2 separate regions of the Homo sapiens genome follow, and region 1 is linked to region 2. Evidence: chromatin loops called from intact Hi-C (ENCODE). Cell type or tissue: adrenal gland. All regions are shown on one strand. Links, peaks and the distances in the headings refer to the core of each region. The heading gives the core; the rest is flanking DNA. Region 1 has its middle 4.8 kb from the start of EBF3. Region 2 overlaps LOC102724883 (a long non-coding RNA gene).

Region 1 (5,364 bases), core at 110-5,109, 160 kb before region 2:
ACTGTTGACTAAAGAGGAAAAAAAAGTTCTATAAGCCCATCACATAAGGTAACGATCCTGCCCCAGAAAGAAAAGGGGTTTTAAACCTTTTTGACAACAAATGCAGCTGCCCCACTATTTTGGACGATATTAAGCGAAAATGAATGCAAATCTGTGTTCAGCAGCCATCTGGCCCGAAATGGGGGAATCAGCTGCTCTCACAACAGGCTCGGAGGCTGAATCCATTTCAGCTCATTTTCTAGATCATCTGGTCCCGCACCCAAAGCGTGGAAAATACGGTCTTTATCATTCACCAACTTTATCTTTTTTGTCACTCCGCTGCTGGCTCCGAGCTGTGGGCACAAGGACTCGCCTACCGGGCAGGGTCTCCACCTCGGCCTGCTGCGGAGCGGCCTGGGAGGGTACCCCCTGGTCCCCCACCCCATCCCACCCTCAGATTTTCGACTTGATGGGGCAGGAGCAGCAGCAGAGGGGAGCAAGGGACACCGCAGCCAGGCCAGGGATGGGGAAGGGGGCTGCAGGCCAAATCCCAAGTGTCCTGAGTAACGCTGGGAGCGCGTCCCGGCGCTTGGCCACCTCCCGAGGGAGCCCTGCCCCCACCCCTCGCCCTTTCTGGGGAAGGCGGGGCGCTGGGTACCCAGGAGAAGGGAGACGAGGAGAAACAGGCTGCTACTTTGGAAGTTTTGCAGGCCCACGGCGGCCGCAGGTCTAACCTCGGTGCACAGAGCGCTCCCAGGGGCCAGACCGGCGTCCGGGGGCCGGACTGGGCGGAGCCTGACCTTTGCCGGGGACCCCGCGGGCCGCGACGGCTGCGGCGACCGCTCAGGGCCCCGCGCCCAACGCGATTTGCACGGGTGGCCCTCGAGCTGCCGCCGCCGCCTCCTCCTCGGAGGGTGGGAAGTATTCCTTTTGTGCGGATTTACGGGGAGAGGCTTCAATGAGCCCCCTCACATTTGCATTTAAATAGCGGCATCAAGCGCTTCGCGTGCCACACACCAGTGGGCTCCCAGATGTCAAGCCGGAGTCAGTCAGATGGCCAGTGCCCAGCTGTCCTCCCCATGTCGTGCCGGAGCAGGCAGTGACCTTAAAGAGACAGCGCCCGCCGCCCCTGGCGCCCGGCTCTGGGAGCGGCGTGCCGGGCGCAGGGCAGAAGGCCCTGGCGGCGCTTGGGCCACTGATCCGTGGCACCATCAAAAAACCTGGCTGAAGTCTAGCGGGGGCTCTAACCTCCCAGGAGCCGCACCTAGGCTCACCCTGGCCTCCTTGCCCAGCCACTCAGTGCCCGAGCCACCGCGCGTGCCAGCGTCCTCCGCCGGTACCCACTACCCACCCGTGAAGGGGGCTGTTCGGCGCGCGTAGAGAGGAAACTTTCCCCTTACCCCTCCTCAGTCTCAGATCCTCCACTGGTGCCTGGTGCAAGGCCCAGAGACGGGGACCTGGGCTGGTACCGGACTCCAAGCCACCCCCACCCAGAAACTTCGGCCAAGTTGGAATCCCAGGGCGCGAGGCCTGCCGCGGTGTCTGCACGGGCCCAGGGCCCAGCGCCCAGGGCACCGGGCGAATGCCCCCTTCTTGATCGAGGCTTAGCCCAGGGCACCCGCCTACCTCCCTAACATCCTTCCAAAGAGTAATAAACTGCATTTCCGGCGTTGAGAAGCCTGGGCCGAGAGTTCCTGGAGGCCAAGTCCCCTGGAGTATCAGGGGGTGCGCGGGCTCGACCCGACGCCGCACCATCGGAGGGCCCATGGCCACAGGCCCAAGCTGCCTGGCCATGTCACTTGGAGCCTTCGGGAAAGGGTGAAAGCCAATGCACGAAAAGCCGCCAGTTCGTGTGCCCGCCGCCAGTGCTGAGCTGCAGGCGCGGCCCGCCCCAACGTCCTCCGCGCCCGGGGGTCACGCTCAGACCGTGCCGGCCTCCGGGCCTCTAGCCCTGCTCAAGCCTGGGGTCAGAATCGGGCGCCAAGCACAGGCAGGGGCCGGGGAAAGAACAGGAAAAGAGAGAGCCAAACTGACCCTGGGCCCCAGTGGGAAGGAGGTCAGAGGGGCCAGGAGAGACGCACCTAGAAAATCCCGGGAACTGCGGGATAGGGTGGAAACAGCACGCACTGGCAAAGCCTGCCCACCACGGGTGGTGACGCGGCCTCTGAGAGCGCTCCAAGTTCGTCTTGCGCCACGGGGTCACGCTCGTCCGTGGGCCGGGGAAAACCGAGAAGTAAGGGCCATCCCAACCTCAGTCGCGCACAAAGGGAGCCCGGCCAGGTTTGGGTGGGTTACTCAGGACCAGAGAGGGCGCCTTCGCCCTCTCGGCGCGGAGATGCTAGCCGCGGGGGCCTCAGGCGGCATCTGGCGGCAGAGCCCAAGACAGGCCGCGCACCCCGCCTGCCCTCTGAGGCAAGTTACTGGGCAACTCCCCCTGGCACATGGGGCAAACCAACGGGCGCCTCCTCCCTGCGCTGGAGGAAGGATGCCCTGTTGGGTTCACGGGTAAAAAGCAAAAACTGAAGGGTCCCAGACCCCTGTTCTCTGCATTGCCTCCTCCCTCTAATATTTATTCTGTACGGCTAAGATTGCTGAAGCCCGACCCCCAGTACCAGGGAAGGCTCAGCTTCCAAGTGAGAACGTGCAGGCGCCTCCTGCCAAGGCGGCCAAGTTTGACAAACAGCGCCTCCTGGGGTGGGGAGAGTGGAGTGCCGCTGCGCAGCCGGGAGCCGGGAGCAGAACAGCCTGGGCTCCCACCCACCCCGGGGCAGGTGTCCGCCCCGGGTCCTGCCGGCCCCAGCAGCTGGGCCCCGGCTCCTGCGCGACCGGAGCACCTAGTCCTAGCTGACGCCGTGACCCCAGGGGCGCGCGGAAACCGCCACACGCCGCCTAGTCCTAATTGCCGCCCACCTGCGTGAGCAAGGGTCGGACCAAGCCCGGCACTGGGCAGAAGGCCTAGGTACCAAGCGCCATGCGAACGTCCTTGCTGGAGAGAAACCTGCGCTCTAAGTGCCCGGCCCCGCAGCGGGGCGACGGACCTGACCTGGAACTCGCTCAACCTTCTCCCTGGAAAACCATGGGCGCTCCAAGCGGGGCGAAAACGCCGGGGTGTGCCTCGGCTCCTGCAGCGTGCTAAATTATAAGGGAAACAGTTAATTATTGTTTCCTTTTCCTAACTTTTCTCGGATTCCTTCGGTCACTTTGGCCGACCCCACGAGTCAGCTCTGGGGGCTCTTCTACTTGAGCGAAACCCCCAAATCAAACACTGGCGAACTTGGGCTTCTCCCAACGCACCCGGCAACCCGAAAGGTTGCCTGTCTGTAAAGATACTCCGGAGGAGCAGCCGAGCTGGAAAAGACAGCTGGTGCGTGGCGACGTCCCTCGGACCCTAAAAGGCCCATCGGTTTAGCAACGAGCTGGGATTTCTCGAGCTGCGTTCGGCGGCGCCCGGAAAATCAGTCCTGCTGGATGCGCCCGAGCGGGCGCGGGAGACGCCGATTCCGCGCCGGCCCGCCCCCGCCAGTTTACAAAGCAAACTTTCCCCAGAGAAGTTCCGAGATCGAACCACGCGCAAAGTGCGCCAATCAACACCTAAACAGACCCAAACTGTACAAACACGGATCGATCAGATAATTTCAAATATTATAATTGGCTTTAATTAAACACACTGCGTTCTAATTAACTCTGAAATTTTAGCATGCTTTGGGACACTGGTGTCTGATTTGATATTGTCAGTCCAGATGTCCTAATAAAATTCAATCCTCCACTCAAGACTTCAATATTCACCAAGAACAAAATGCAAATTAAATGTAAAACCTAAAGTATTGCCAAAGGTATAATCAAGAAAGGTGTCTCAAAACTTCTCACTTTTTATTACGCAGTAGTTTAAAAATGCAGATTACATCCTAACAAGACCTCTCCAGCATACCATAAATCTTAACTCTTTCATGGACGGGTGTGGAGTGCGATGCCACTGGCTTGAAGGGAAAGGAGGGGGCGGCCAGACCTCATAACAAAATTAAATACCCTCTTCTGGAAGCTAACCGCGCACAAAAGTTTGCCAATAAAATTCTAGTTTGAAACCGCGGTTTGCCAACACGAGTAAAGGAAGTTGGGGTGGTGGAGAGCTACAGTGGGCACGGACGGAAAGGGTGGCCACGGTCACCGATGTACTAATGTCCTCCTCCTCGGCTACCCGATCTCACTCCTTCACAGCACCTTAACAGAGTGTATACACCCGTTCTGGTGCGCAAAAGTGGGGCGATGGGTGCCGGCGGCCGGGCCGGGGAGTCCGTCCGGGTAATTAACTCAGCTCCGGCGACTGCGACGATGAGGCCGGGAGGGAAGGAAGAGCATACCGCTCTTGGACAGAAATGTGTCAAGCTCTCCTCCCTTCCAGCCTGCATAAACCCTTTCGCGCACATTCGCGCGACTTCTAAGGGATCCAAGCCAGCGGACTGGGTCCAGCAGCGCGCGGCGGCGGGACGCACCCCTCCTCTCCCCCCAGGAAGGCGGGTGCACGCCGGGGCTGGAAGGGGGAGGGTGCACCTCTGGCTACAAATTCGGCCGCGAAGAGATTCTTTACCAACTCTAAGGGTTTGCTGAATGTACAGACCAGAATGAGTCCCGTTAAAAGGAAGCTATTCCCACATTAAACATGTGTGTTTTCCATACTAATGGAGTCACTTAAAGCTGTTGCTAATTTAACTTTTTAAAAAGGCCACACTGTGGAAATTTGCATTTTCTTTAGGACATTGAAATGAAGAGAAAACTGCTGGGCGGCAAGGCGGCCCAGGGCATAGCTAGGGGCCATGTAGAAATAAAAACAGATAAAGAAAAGAAGAAAGAAAGAAACCGGCTTCTCTTCTAGACTATTAATAAGCAATTTGTCCCGCTGAAATTTACATTGCAAAGCGGAGGGCGCCGGCAGCCGTGGCGGCGGGCCTGGCGCGGGCTCCGGGGGTGCGTCGGCGCGGGGGCGGGGGGGGTCCTCCGGCCATCCGGGCCGCCCTCGGGGGCGATCCACCGGCGGCTTTGAACTCGGTGTCCTTGCCGCCGTGCCGCCGACCCTCGCCCGCACACGCGCGCATCTGCACGCCAGGGCCCCGCCTGGGCTGCGCACCCGGAGGCCGGGACTGGCGCTGCGCTAGCGCCACCCGGGCTGAGCTGCAGCCTTTTGTGGGGGGGGCGGGAATCCCTCCGCTCCCAGTGACGCCTTGGACTCGCGGACCCCCATCCGCCCCAAACGACTGCCCAGGCCTTAAATTAAAAATGGCAACAATAAGCTTAATTTTTTTTTCCTCCTTAGCCGCGCCGCCCCGGTCCAAGTCTACCGCAAGCGTGGAGCCCCGAGCGCCGCGCCCCCGCCGGCTCTCCCGCCCGCGC
Region 2 (5,364 bases), core at 267-5,266:
CAGCGCAGCTCTTTCCCTCGGTTTCATGGAGTAAAGGGTTCCTCATTAGGGCCCCACACATCCGTCTCTCATCATAGGAGGGTGACTTTCTTCCTGCATCTCCCGTTTCCACTTAGTCATTTCAACCAGCGGCAAACTGGAAAAAGAACGTATATGTTATGGTGGCAAAGTCTGAAGGTAATGTTGGCATGGAGTGTTTCAATAAGATGTTTCTTTTGATTAAAGCATATTTCATATGATGGGCAAGTAATAGATACAACCTCAGACGTAGGCTAATCATGGAGTCAACAGCAAACTTCTACTTGACTCCTAGGAAACTAGCTCCCTCACCAGAACATTACCGCTGTATTTCTTTCTTTCTTTCTACATACCATCAGGCAACTGGGGCCTATGCATCCTTAAGAATTAGTGGTTTGTTTTTTCTTTTCTTTTTTGGTTTGTTCTAGAAGAAGAAATTTAAAGCCAGCCATTGTTTTACAGAAAAATCATCCTGCCATTGAAACCCAAAGTGGTCCATCCAGTCTGGAGGCCGTGGGAACCATGAATCCTTTCAGAGTTTGAAGCAAATGCAAAACTGTTCACGTCATCCTGGGTTATTTTATTGTCTCACCACCTTCCTGAAATGGAGCTCGAACTTCATTTAGAGTAGCTCTCGGGCACGCTGGCAGGGGGGCTCCCAGAGCTGAGTGAGCAAGGGGTGCATTGAGAAGCAGGCGTTCTGCCCCGACCGGCCCACCTCACTCTCCGCAGAGGGAGGCATTTGTGGTGGGCCAATGTGCATGCAGCCCCAGGCTGGACAACTCCAGAAGAAACTCAAGAACACAAATGTAGATGATTAACCAAAATAGTCTGTTCCATCTTCCTGCACTGGGGGGAAATGCCTCTTGTATTTTAGAGGAGAGAGAGAATGGGAAGGAAGCCACTGCAGGTGTGGCAGACATTGGAGGACTCAGGTCAAGTATAAAACTGCTGTGGCCACGGATTTAACTAAGTTTCAACCAAGTAGCTTTCCAGGTTGGGTGACATCTGCTACATGCTAGAACTAGCTGTGGAGTCTGTGCTTTGGCCCCAGTTTGGAGTCCAGAACTATTAGCATGTATCACCGAGTTGTGTTTGTAAGGGTTGTGTGTATTTTTAGTGCTTCCCAGAGCTTTCTACCCTGATCGCCTTCCACAGGTAGAAGCGGCTGACTGTACCTGGTACCTGGGGCCACTCCAGAGGTCCCCTCTGGGAGGTGATGCCTCTGTGCACAAGCAGCCTGTGCAAGAATGTCAAGGTCAGCGGAAGAGAGGGCACACGCCCTCCAAGGAGGTGGTGTGGGTTGGGACTCAGTGTCCTGGAAGGGACCTCCTTCAGGCAAGAGCTCTTGGAGTCAGACGGCACGAAAGAACCTGAGTATAGAACTTCTCAGGTCTCTAAGGAATTACATCTGATTCTATAAGAATCAGAAGTTTGTTGGCCAGGTGCAGTGGCTCACATCTGTAATCCCAGCACTTGGAGAGGCTAAGGCAGGAAGATCACTTGAGCTCAGGAGTTGGAGACCAGCCTGGGCAATATAGTGAGACCTCATCTCTATTAAAAAAAAAAAAAAAAAGTTTGTGACACCAAGGAAAGCTCATCTGGGTCCTTAGTTTCTTAGATATGAAACATGAACTACAAATAACAGCAGAAAATTAACTCCATCTGGACTTGGAGGATAAATACACATATGCACACACATGCACACAATACTATTTACATATAAAACATTGTGACTCAAACGGAGAGAAAATGCAGCTGCATGTAAACATCTGTGGTGATTAGGTATACCCACTCAGTGACCAACAAATTGCATTCAGTGTGTCTGGGGTGATCGCCTCAGGAACTGGGCCTTCGGTTAGTAACGATGCTTTGGAAGCATGTATGCCAGTCATAACATGTGGAGGGCTTTTCCTCTCTCCCTCCCTGTGTTAACATGCTTTCATATGGCTAGTACAGTCTTGATAAATCTTGCAGGATCTCAAATAGCCTAGTGAAACGGGAAGAGAAGAAGGTGTTAAAAGTTTGCAGGTCAGGGGAAAAGCACGTGTTTTGGGTGAGTCGGTGGAGCCTCCACAAATACAGCATCGGTTTGTGTGAATTCTCAGCTGTGGTTTCTCAGGTTGAATAAAGCCACTCAACAAAGGCTGCTGTTTCTCCAGCCTGAAGAGGCACTTATGCCACCTACAGCCTGGAATCTGGCACTACAATTCGCGCCCAAGTCCCTGGCTCATCCTAGGTGGGAGATTAGAATCTATGTAGGGAATGGAAAATGGGCAGGCATTCCAGGGTGAGTTTTTCTTCCCCCCCGATAAATTGTAAACAAACAATTACAAACATGTTTGAAAATTGTTTTAACTAGTTTTTAGAGATTGCAATAGCTGGGTTGGGATTTATGAACTACATTTCTTATAAATACATTTCTTCTAGAGAACTTCTTGTGGGACGTAATCACTTTTCCCCTCTGTATAGCAGCCCCACAACTCAACCCAAAGCTAGGTTAGGCTACTGGGTACACACTTACCCAGATAGTCTTAGCTTCTTAGGGGAAACCAGATTACTGTGAAGCCATCAGATAAGACATACTTCTGAAAAGAAATGGAATGTATTTTTATTGGCAGAGTCAAGATGAAGTATGTTTTGAAATCTGTTTTACAAATAAACTTACACATAAATTGTCCATCCACTACTTGGAAATCTTTTTTCGTGTTTGAGGAGCTGTCAGAGGTCTCTAATAAACAGTGAGTCTTATTTAGTTTACTGGATATGTAATTCTTCTTTTCTTTGAAAATAATTATTTTTCAAGCAAGTGCAGCAAAAATACAACCAATAAAAATCTAGCTATGACAGCATAAACAACCTTTATGGCATGCATATACATAGACTTCTTCCAATAAAAGCAGTTCCTGGCAAGAAAGGGAACAGAAAATTGGCTGATGTGTTCCCAGATAAGTTCTGGACTCTTAAGGGCTGAGAGAAGAGTCCTCACAGCCCATCTCCAACTCCCCATCCCAGACCGGTCCTTGGTTAGCGTGAGGGAGGCAGGTCCCCATTGCCAGAGTGGCTTGGGCTAAGGAGAAGGGACGGGCTGCTGTCAACTTGGAGTCAGGGGAGCCCCTTCCCAAGGCCCGTTCTTGGGGCCAGGAAGTCTGCTGGACAGAGGCTGAACCCCCCTGCAGGCTCCGGAGGAGCGGGTGGGAGACCGGCCACTGTTCAGGCTCCCCATTCTTGGTCCAGGCCAATTGTCCCCGCGGGAGGGCGGTGCCACGGTGGGTGACAGGGCTGGGGGCGGGGTAGGGGTCGACTTAAGATAATCTGGTCCAGGGGTTCTGCTCTGGGCTGGGTCGACCCGGCTCGCGGGGAGGCTGTTTGCCCTGGGCCTTCCCATCCCCGCGCCTTCCCATCCCCGCGCCCACGCCGCACCCAGGCGAGCAACGTGGAGGGTCGGCGCGGGGCTGCTCCCGGGGAGCCTGGGGTTGCAAGTTCTCAGCAGACGTGCGGGTGCTCATTTATGCTTTTTATAGTAGCTGGAGAAGATGTTATCGCAGCTTGAGAACAGAAATTAAAATATGTATCCTTCAGGTGCAAATCTACTGTACTTACAGTTTTACCGTTTCTCTGCAGGGGGGCTCCATTAATCTTGTAAGAGTGAAATTCCTAAGGAAATTAATTCCCTCCAGTTGGGGTTATTCTCAACTGGTCTTTGGGGGCGGAGTAATTGGAATTTAAGAGTCGCTCTTAAAAGAAAGGAAACGTTGGCCATTTTACTCGAATAACACTTTCTAATGCCAGGCTTTACTCTTTAAAACACCTCCTCCTTCTTTCTCTCCCTGCACCTCTTTGTGTTTCTGGGCTTCCCTTGGTAGGGTTTACAAAGACCCCCACCAGGTGGGACCTCCCCTCCCAGTTTTCCTGAGGCTGACCCCACATTCCTTTCCACGTGGGTTATTTGTGGCCCCCCACCCCCCCTTCTCCCACTGCGCAGCCTGAGGACCACGGGACCACAGGAGGGAATGAGGCATCATGAAAAGTTCATGGCTAAATCATTTCCTTGCCTGTTTAGGAGCAGTAAATGTTTGTTGTCATCACCCAGCAAAATAATTACACCTCAATTTCTCTCTCTCTCTCTCTCTCTCTCTCACACACACACACACACACACACACCCTTTAAAATACAGGCAATTCATAGGCAAGAGGTGAAGTTTTTTTTGCTGCCAGGAAAGTCCAGGAAAGCATCTTCCACTGGAGCTTCAGGTCTCCAAGGCCTAAGCTTCAGTCCCCAGGCCCAGAGCCCCAGGCCCTTATTCTTCAGGCTATGGGAACCCCACCACCACCACCAAGACGGAATAGAACTTGGCTAAATGGCTAAATGCAGGTGTGGTGGCACACGCCTGTAGTCCCAGCTGCTTGGGAGGCTGAGGGAGAAGAATTGCTTGAACCCGGGAGGCGGAGGTTGCAGTGAGCCGAGATCATGCCACTCCACTCCAGCCTGGGCGTCAGAACGAGATTCCGTCTCAAAAAAAAAAAAAAAAAAAAAAAAACCATGGCTAAATGATGCTTATATACAGGGTCAGTAGAATATTAGCGGCCAGGAGGAACCCGTGGGCACATGGCCACAATCAGCCACAGTCCTTGCTTTTCAGCTTAATGGGGCTTAAGGGAAAGGCCAGGTCCAGCGCATTCTAGGCCAGGTCCAGCGCATTCTGTGCCAGCCCAAGCCAATTTAATAGGGTCATGGCCAGTTTTTCCCTGTGGGCCCTAACATGGTCATAGGGAGAGAGGATGGACTTTCCAGGGCACTGTTCGGGGCAGTGAGTCCTGGCGATGTCCCTCCTCTGCTGTGGGTTGGGCAGTTTCCTTAGCTATACAGTGGGTCATGGGCAGTGTGGGTCCCACATCATCAGCTTAATGGGGTGCTGAATGATCAATACAGATGTTTACCTTTGGGGGCTTTTAATAGCTGAAAAGTGCCATCTACCAGTGGGCACCTGTGTATCCCATAGCTCCCCAAAACCTGGCTCAGCTCAGGGCAGAGCCTAGTAGTCTGCTGTCCATGTCAGAATATCAGAGCTCCTAGAGCTGGGAGGAGGTCATCTGCTGCCCCTAGGCCTCTTGATATCAACAGTGACAACATGGGCTCAGGAAACAGAAGCCTAGAATGAGGCCTCAGCTACAACCTCAGAAGCAAAAGTTTTTCTCTGATCTTCTCTTGCCCTCCTGTCCCTGCCCCTCATTCTCCTCTGAGGCTAGCCAGAGAAACTAGAATCCCTCTTCCCTTAGGCACATCATAGAAACCAGTACCCCTTTCCCCCAAATAATTACTCTAACTCCCTGCCCCCCAACACC

What was found. Peaks named below come from ENCODE experiments on the same cell type or tissue, not always from the same donor. Only the 100,000 strongest peaks of a DNase experiment are listed, where the experiment ranks them.
Region 1: a loop joins it to region 2, with 2.1 times the contacts of the local background. A loop is called at or near these places in 20 of 110 quality-filtered maps.

Annotation. Positions count from the first base shown.
Region 1 is chr10:129,966,414-129,971,777 of GRCh38, forward strand. No RefSeq gene overlaps it. Among named protein-coding and RNA genes, the nearest start is that of EBF3, 4.8 kb to the left of the region's middle. RefSeq lists enhancers at 1-615, 1,858-2,477, 4,340-4,959. In adrenal gland, for the core only: no CTCF peak of the experiment used is centred there; a DNase peak (open chromatin) is centred at 2,620; H3K4me3 peaks cover 294 bases; H3K27me3 peaks cover 5,000 bases.
Region 2 is chr10:130,125,774-130,131,137 of GRCh38, forward strand. LOC102724883 (a long non-coding RNA gene) reads left to right here. Exons shown (of 3, transcript NR_188169.1): 3 at 481-1,577. LOC105378561 (a long non-coding RNA gene) reads right to left here. Exons shown (of 6, transcript XR_001747659.2): 3 at 2,543-4,531; 4 at 1,814-2,008. Among named protein-coding and RNA genes, the nearest start is that of GLRX3, 7.9 kb to the right of the region's middle. RefSeq lists an enhancer at 895-1,064. In adrenal gland, for the core only: a CTCF peak has its summit at 2,207; a DNase peak (open chromatin) is centred at 2,187; H3K27me3 peaks cover 390 bases.